2 separate regions of the Homo sapiens genome follow, and region 1 is linked to region 2. Evidence: chromatin loops called from intact Hi-C (ENCODE). Cell type or tissue: K562. All regions are shown on one strand.

Region 1 (4,000 bases), 140 kb after region 2:
TTCATACGTTTAATGGAAGGAGCAAAACTGTTCTCTACTTATTAAAATTATTTTTGAAACATAATCCTATTCTGCTATATTCTCTTGCTTTTTTGTTTTCAAATTTTCACACAACTTTTTCTTTTTGATATGTTATTGTGAATTCATAGGCTTTCATACAATGTATGTCAATTAATAATTATTATTGTGATTTGATGCTCAATTTTTAATAAACAGTAGATTTTTCATTAAATAGCTCCTTTATCCTTTCAGGCTTTACCCCCTGACATTTGTAAAAACATCTTTTCTCTCTGGCAAAAACTGTATGTTTCAGACATATTGCTTCAAATCCTAACTTCTTCCTGCTTCAAGTCATTGAAACAGCTACCCTCTAAGGAGTCATGATTCCCTTCAATGAAAAACAGCATCAAAAAAAAAAAAATTCTGGGCATTAGTGGTACACACATTTGTGCTGTTGTAAGAGAGAGGGCTAATAATTGTTAGATTTTAGAAAAAGATACAGAAAGAGTTTACCTTTTTAAGGCCAAGTTTCAAGGTGATTTTCCTAATCTAATATGTTTAATATTACGTTGTTTTATTTTACTTTTTAAAAATGAGTTTTTGCAGACTACTAACAATTTCTAGGACATGAAAGGCAATCAGGTGAGTAAAGCTCACCATTCATAGTTTCCTAATGAGGAAATGAAGAACTTCCTGATTTAGTCCAAGCAACTCACGTCAACAGAATTGTAAAACTCATTTCAGTTCAGTAAACATTATTGAGCAATCTTTGTGTGCACCCTCACCATTTCTCAAAATGTGCATTCCTGTGATTTTTTTTCTCTATGATTTAGCAGCTTCTCAGTGATAAAGTGCAAAGGCTTTTCACTCATGCCTGTTTAAAACTGCTTTTAGGTAAAGAAAGAAAAATCTGTATGGAATGTCTCCAAACTCATCAACCATTGTTAGTATTTGGGAAGCACATCCACCATCTCTAACACTTCTCCTAAATACAGACAAATATCTTTACTTTTATAATTTCTACCATTTCCTCTACCAACCACTATCCCCCTACTCTTTCTACATTTTAAGGGGTAAACATTGTTATATACACAGAAGATAGAATAAACCACATATGCAGTGACATGCATGTGTGAGTGTGTGTGTTTATATGTATAGTTGGGTAATGTTTTTTGCATACCTTCTGTGGCAAACATTGTTATTTGGCTGAGCCAATATTCACTCCTATCCTCATTTGCTCTTGCTGCTTCACGTGGTAGCAGGTAGGAAAACTAAATTCTCACTTGAATGATCACCAGCACAATTAGGCCATGTGACATCATCTGGAAAATGAGATAAGAGTTGCTAAATCTACTTGCAATTGAATCTTTATTTTAGAATATTTTTCTGGAGGAAACCAAAGTAAGGCAACAACGGAAAGGTGATAGCTTTTGTAGTACCCTAGCAACACAAAAAGCCTTACTTATGGTGAATTGGGATGAACTACAGGTGAAAGAGGATATGTGGTATGTGCAACATCTCAAGGGTTTGAGAGTAAAGGAAAAAATAAGATCTGTGGAGGTGTTTGTGTGTTCTTGTGCCATAAAAGTGGCAAAGGAAGATAAGAGTAAATCACAAAGTCAGATCACTCAACTATCAACTCAGAACACAGTGTGGAAACCACTGGTCTGGTGTGACAGTACTTAAAGAGACCCTTATCTCCAGCAGCCAGAGGACAGACTCTGCTAAAATTAGGCTATGGATTTTACTGGGAAAGTAAAAGTTACAAATAAGGCTAACTGTACAATCCATTAGCGATTCCCTATGTTACAGTCCTGGCCCTGATAAGAAAAATAGAAAACTAAAATTTAAAATAAGAATATCTGAGTATATACACATGAATATATTACACCACTAAATCTCCCAACACTTTTTAGTTAGCAGAAGCAACTTTTGGCTCTTGGGCAGAGAACAGCCTTTCCTTACCTGGAGACCATGAAAAGGCCCCATCTGAGGCAGGTGCCCCACAAGATGATATCTGACCTTCTGAAGATCTGCTCCCATTTCTGCTCATGGCTTCTAGATAAGTGTTTCTCAAACTATAACATGGATCTGTATCGCCTGGAGGGCTAGTTAAATCATGGGTTACTGAGTCCTCATCCCTAGATTTTCTGATTCAGTAGGCTTGGGATAGGACTTGGAATTTGCATTTCTAACAAATTCCCAGGCAGTACTCCTGGTCCAGAGACTGTGCTTTGAGAACCACTGCCTTAGATCAACAATCAGAAATAACTTTCAACCTAACCCTGACTAGGGAAGTACTATATCTGGTATAAAAGAAAAAGATTACCCCCAAAACCATGGAAGCTGAGGCCGGGTGTGGTGGCTCACGCCTGTAATCCCAGCACTTTGGGAGGTTGAGGTGGGTGGATCACGAGGTCAGGAGTTCAAGTCTAGTCTGGCCAACATGGTGAAACCCCGTCTCTACTAAAAATACAAAAAATTAGCTGGGTGTGGTGGTGTGCACCTCTAATCCCAGCTACTCAGGAGGCTGAGGCAGGAGAATTGCATGAACTCAGAAGGAGAAGGTTGCAGTGAGCCAAGATTGTGCCATTGCACTCCAGCCCAGGCGACAGTGTGAGACTCCGTCTCAAAAAAAAAAAAAAAAAAACCATAGAAGCTGACAAACTTGTATTCAGATCATGACCAAAATGAATCTGTGGGCATAGAGTAGCAAGGGGCAGATATAAAGCTGTTTAAGAGAGTGTGTTGATCTATAGACACTCTTCCATGATCAGGACCCTGGGAGCAAAGATGCTTTGAGCCAATCTTATCTTGCTGCTGGGATAGTCCTTGAAGCATGAAGATGATAATGGCCTACAATAAATGAGGTAGAATTGCTAGAATTGCCTTGGTAGAGTATTGATGATGGGGCCAAAATCTCATATTATTACATATGACAAGAGAACCCACCAGTCATATTCCACAGGAGGGCTAAGAGGATACTTCCTTTATTAAAGCACATCATAATTTATTTAGTAATGCACTCATTGTTGGCTTTCTTTCCTTCCTCATCTCACTTCCCCACTCCCTTACCAGTGTTTCCACAGATTATCTCCCAGATAAGCTACTTGCACTCAAATGTTTGTTTCAAGGGAGGAATACATATTAAGATATACAAGTAAGCAGAGAGGAAAATAAAAAGTTTATTTCCTTTCTCATTTAGGATTCTGGCATGATCATCACCTACATTGCCTGTCATTAACAAAGGATGTCCAGGAGATTAGAATCTGTCATGTGCCCATTAGGCACAAAGAAAAGACCAGGAATAGCACCTGCTGAGTCTTTCTCTTGTGAGGTTTGTAAGAGATTTAGAAATTCTCATGTGAAGTAAATGAGTTAAGAGCCAGATGGCCAGCTAAGGGGGATGAGAAATGTGGTGGCATCATTGTTGAAACTGCTGAGGATTGGTAATGCTGCCAAGACTTAAGGGGGAGGCAGTTCTGTAAGTGGAGGATCCCTGTTCACTGGCCATGCCAAGAGGCCCCACCACAAGTTTCATCAGATGCAGACTTTAGCAGGTGATTCCAGAAGGGTGCCTAGTTGACTATGAGGGACAAAGAACATTTCCCAGAAGCCAGGGAGAACCTAAAGCCCATTTGAGATCAAGCCTACTCCTCCTATGACCGAGAAGACCTATATGCCCTCTTGAATTCAGATGTTATCTTTCAAGCAGAATAGAAGAAGGAATTCTCAAAGAAAGCTGTACTTTGAGATGTCTGAGTAGTTATATTTGATAGGACTGTTTTAAGCCAGAAAAGACTGAGATAATTTTAACTGGAAGTTTAAATTCTGCCACTGCACAATCCATACCATCCAGCACAGGGGGCTCCAGAGGAAGTTTTTACATGAATATCACCTCCACTATATACAGATTTAATGTGTTCAAAGAAATAAGTGTATCCATGCTTTTCTTCACTTGTTATGGGAAAAATGCTTTTGATAAGTAATTTATTTTAAA
Region 2 (4,000 bases):
CTCCTGAGCATACGATGCTCATGGAGGTGGATAGCTGACACACCATAAATGTGCCTGAGAATAGACATTTTAAGCTCTTTAGTCATGTTTCAGTTGAAAGATTAGATTTAAATATTTGCCACTAGTTCTTAAAACATATTCAAGCAAAAAGAAATTTGCACAACACCACGCTGATAAATAGATAAATTTCATTTTCTATTAAAAAGTTCATTGCTAGGAATGACAGTCAAAGTCATATTGATCTCCAATAATTTAACGCTACTAAGAATTATTTAAATGGTCACATCCTAATTTCAGCATTGCACAAATATATAACCTAAAAGAAACAAAATAAGATAAACACCCTGCGATTGTATTATAATACCCTCTGAAAACTCAAGATCCTTTTCCACAAGGTTATTGTCACACTACCTCCTTTTTACATCATGTCTTCATTTTTCTCTAGCTCACTTAATTTCAGCTTGAGATTCCAGCTGTCTATACTTTGTTAGAAGTACTTTGTTCTGGCTATATTTAAGGTGCAATATCTGTCACTGCCTTTCCATTTCCATTGTTAATGGAACTCAGTTGGATACAGTCTTAAATAATTTTTGCCAGGACTAGACTTTAGCACTACTGTGAAGCCAGCAAAGTTTCTTTCAGGTAATTAGACTGATCGAATCTCTCCAGTGGCTTCTCGTCATCCCTGGGAAGAGATCAGACTTTCTATTACAAGACATAGGAGGTCCTCCCCTATGGGTTCATGCCAAAATCCAAACCATCATTCACCTAGCACAGTAGGTCTCAGCCTAGCACTTCTGAAAACATGTCAGAATAACTCATGATTCCACATGCACTTCATCTGAAATGTCATTCAAGAACTGTCAACATCTTATTCATGACTCAGAACTGAATTGGGAGTCATCAGGTCAGTCAGGTTTCTCTGAAATGCTCCCTTTAGTCTTGGCAAACCCTTCCTCCTTTATGTTTCTACTGTTCTTTACACACGCCGCTATTAGGACTTCAGTTACCTTCCATTTACACTTATTTGCACACATTTCTATGTTTCCATATTAAAATGTGAATTTCCATATCATATTATAAGCACTTTTGTATCCCCAGTTCCTAGCACAGTACTGACACCTACTAGATAATCAATATTAGCCAAGGGCTGAATTCAGAATTTCACCTCTCCTTTCTTCCTGCTTTAAAATCTACTTTAGAAAACGTTTGCTATCATTCACTTATATGTAGGTATAAATATAAGTTCATACTTATATGAACTTATAAGGGCTAATTGCTTTTTAATCTATATTTCTAAGGGTAAAATAAAGGAAGTTTCCTCTATTAAATAAGTTCAGGAAATTAATAAGCATTTGTGATGTTTCTGAGGACGGGAAGCCTTTCTGACATCCTGATACTCCACCATTAAAGGGCTCCCTTTATGCCTCGTAGAAAGTAACTCCATGATTTGAGATCTGTAGAGTCCAAGGCTTTAGAGTACCATGTATCTAGTCTCTGATCTAGTCACCTGATGATTGGCTCCTCTCCTTAATATCCAAAATGACAGTCAAAACCCATATTTGAGCACATTTCATTTTGCATATGTCTTTTTAAAAATCATACACTTTGACACTTCTGAGCCCTCTGGTCAATACTAAATGAAATTGCAAAGTGATAATTTAAAAAAAGGAGGGGAAATGCACCACTGCAAAGTTTAAATTAAAAAACCAAGGAGCACAAATTACATTAGGGCATCTTTTTGCTTTTTAATGTGATACTCAAGAATGCTAGCCACCCTAAAATAGCCATAACTAGATAATCAAGATTACAACAGGAAACTGAGCATAAATTGCTATGGCAGGAAACTGATTAGTTCAGCAAAGAGACAGGATGCGTCTTGTCTCTACTGTTATCTGAGTTAATTCTATGCCTCCTCCATGGGCCAACTGCTCTGAGATAAAGGATTGTCAAGTTGCCTCATGAAAGCAAACTGAAGTACAACTAATAATAAACGCAGGGCTAAAACAAAGCACATCTGAAATTGCAAGGATGATGAAATCAGTCAGCAAACATGAGAGCGGCGGGAAAAGGCAGTCTTGCAGTATTATGTAAAACATTACCATGAACTACACAATATTAAGTTCTACACAATGTGCTTATAATAAAAGGAATATTCTCAAAATAAATAGTAGGCATGATTTGGAAGAGGGCTTCCTTAAGATAATTTTTTTTCTATGAAACCTGAACAATCTAAATTGGATTGCTTGAAATGTGTAGAATGATACCCCCCACCAACATCTCCATAACTTAATTACCTGGTACTGTGAATATGTTATCTTAATGGCAAAAGGGATTTTGCAGAAGTGATTAAGGTTCAGGATCTTGAGATGGGAGATGATCCTGGATTAGCTAAGTGCGTCCAATCTAATCCCATGGTTCCTTAAAACTGGAGGACCTTTCCCAGCTGGGTTCAGAGTTAGAGGGAGATGTGACTACAGAAAAATGGTTGAAAAGATGCAACACATCTGGCTTTGCAGATAGAGAAAGGGGGGTATGAGGCAAAGAATCTGAGTAGCCTTTAGAAGCTGGAAAAGGCAAAGGAATGGCTTCTTCCTTAGAGCATTCAGAAAGAAACACATCCCTTCCAACACATTTTAGTCCACGTAAACCCAGTGAGACTCATGTGAAAGCTGTGATTAGACAGCTGTTAGATAATAAATTTGTGTTGCTTTTAGTCAACATATGTGTGGCAATTTGTTACAGCAGCAATAGATAACTGATATACACCCATATTCTTTCACAGGCTTTATACAAACACAAAAAATGACACAAACTGAAACTCCTCGTCATTACTCCAAAAGTAGCAGTTTAACAGATATGCTGACAATTGTGCATGACTAATTTCCGAACAAATATTTTTCAGTAGCAAACAGAGAAGGTCATGAAATGGTAGACCCTTCAAAGAGGAAATGAATAATTAAATGAGCACTTAAAAAAACTGACAAATTATCAACTCCTCTCAATGAACCCAAAAGAAAACATCATTCAATTTACTTGAATTTCTCTTGCACTTGAATGAAAATACCCTTTATCCCAACTACTTCCCCTATTTTTCTCTCCTCCTCTTCCCACAAACCTGATTTAAAAGTGCTTTTTAGATGAATTTTTTAAATAAATATTTACTGACCTGCATGTTTTCTAGAATTTATTATAGTAGTGAAGACAATTAAAATTCATTTTGCAAACTGAAACTTTGCTGTTATTAACATGGCATTTATTCATATTTCAGACCTTACTTTACATCTTTCTAATTTTTTTTAAGTAGAGTTGTAAATCCTTCTTACTCACCACTTTGCAGCAAAGGGGCCAAAACCACCACATCAAACCGATCCCCAGGAGTAGCAGTAACACCAAAATAACAATGATGGCTGCGATCCCGTTAGACTAAAGTAGGCAAAAAGCAAAAACAAAGCAGTCAGCACAGCTTATGGTCAAATTCCAAATGTATATATATTTTAAGGAAACACCAGAAAATAATTCAGAAAGTATAATGTCAAACTAGATTTTAACTATATTATTTTAATTTCTTGAAATTCTACAAATGTATCTTCTATTTAATATATATTATGTTTTATGTTATATTGTTGTGACAGGAAATAATAAACAAAAACTTTCCCAAAATGCTGCAGATTCTTTACAAATACATCTAAAAGGAATTTAGGAAAAATCACTAATCAGGATTAGACTGGTCTCTATCTTTCATGTAAGGATTATTTTGGTTCAAAGCAAATTACCCATAGGCAGAATTTAGGCAGAATCCTGCAGACTTTTTGATGGTGAAACACAATTTATTGCATGTAGTTAAATAATAAGATGAATATTAAAAAAAATTATCAAGTAGATGACAAACCAACAATGGTTCTTGTTGGGAAATGGTATATACACATCAATGCAAGAATGCAATCTCATGCATTCATAAATCAGATGTTCTCTCATTGAAGCTGAAATATGACCTACA

The links. Hi-C counts contacts between places; a loop is a spot of excess contacts. Peaks named below come from ENCODE experiments on the same cell type or tissue, not always from the same donor. Only the 100,000 strongest peaks of a DNase experiment are listed, where the experiment ranks them.
Region 1: it touches region 2 in a loop (3-fold over the local background); 1 of 110 quality-filtered maps calls a loop at or near these places.

What each region holds. Positions count from the first base shown.
Region 1 is chr4:80,141,844-80,145,843 of GRCh38, forward strand. No RefSeq gene overlaps it. Among named protein-coding and RNA genes, the nearest start is that of PRDM8-AS1, 54 kb to the right of the region's middle. RefSeq lists a cis regulatory region at 1,456-1,876. In K562, no CTCF peak of the experiment used is centred here; a DNase peak (open chromatin) is centred at 1,678.
Region 2 is chr4:80,005,191-80,009,190 of GRCh38, forward strand. ANTXR2 (ANTXR cell adhesion molecule 2) reads right to left here. Exons shown (of 17, transcript NM_058172.6): 12 at 3,331-3,426. Among named protein-coding and RNA genes, the nearest start is that of ANTXR2, 66 kb to the right of the region's middle. In K562, no CTCF peak of the experiment used is centred here; DNase peaks (open chromatin) are centred at 871 and 1,921.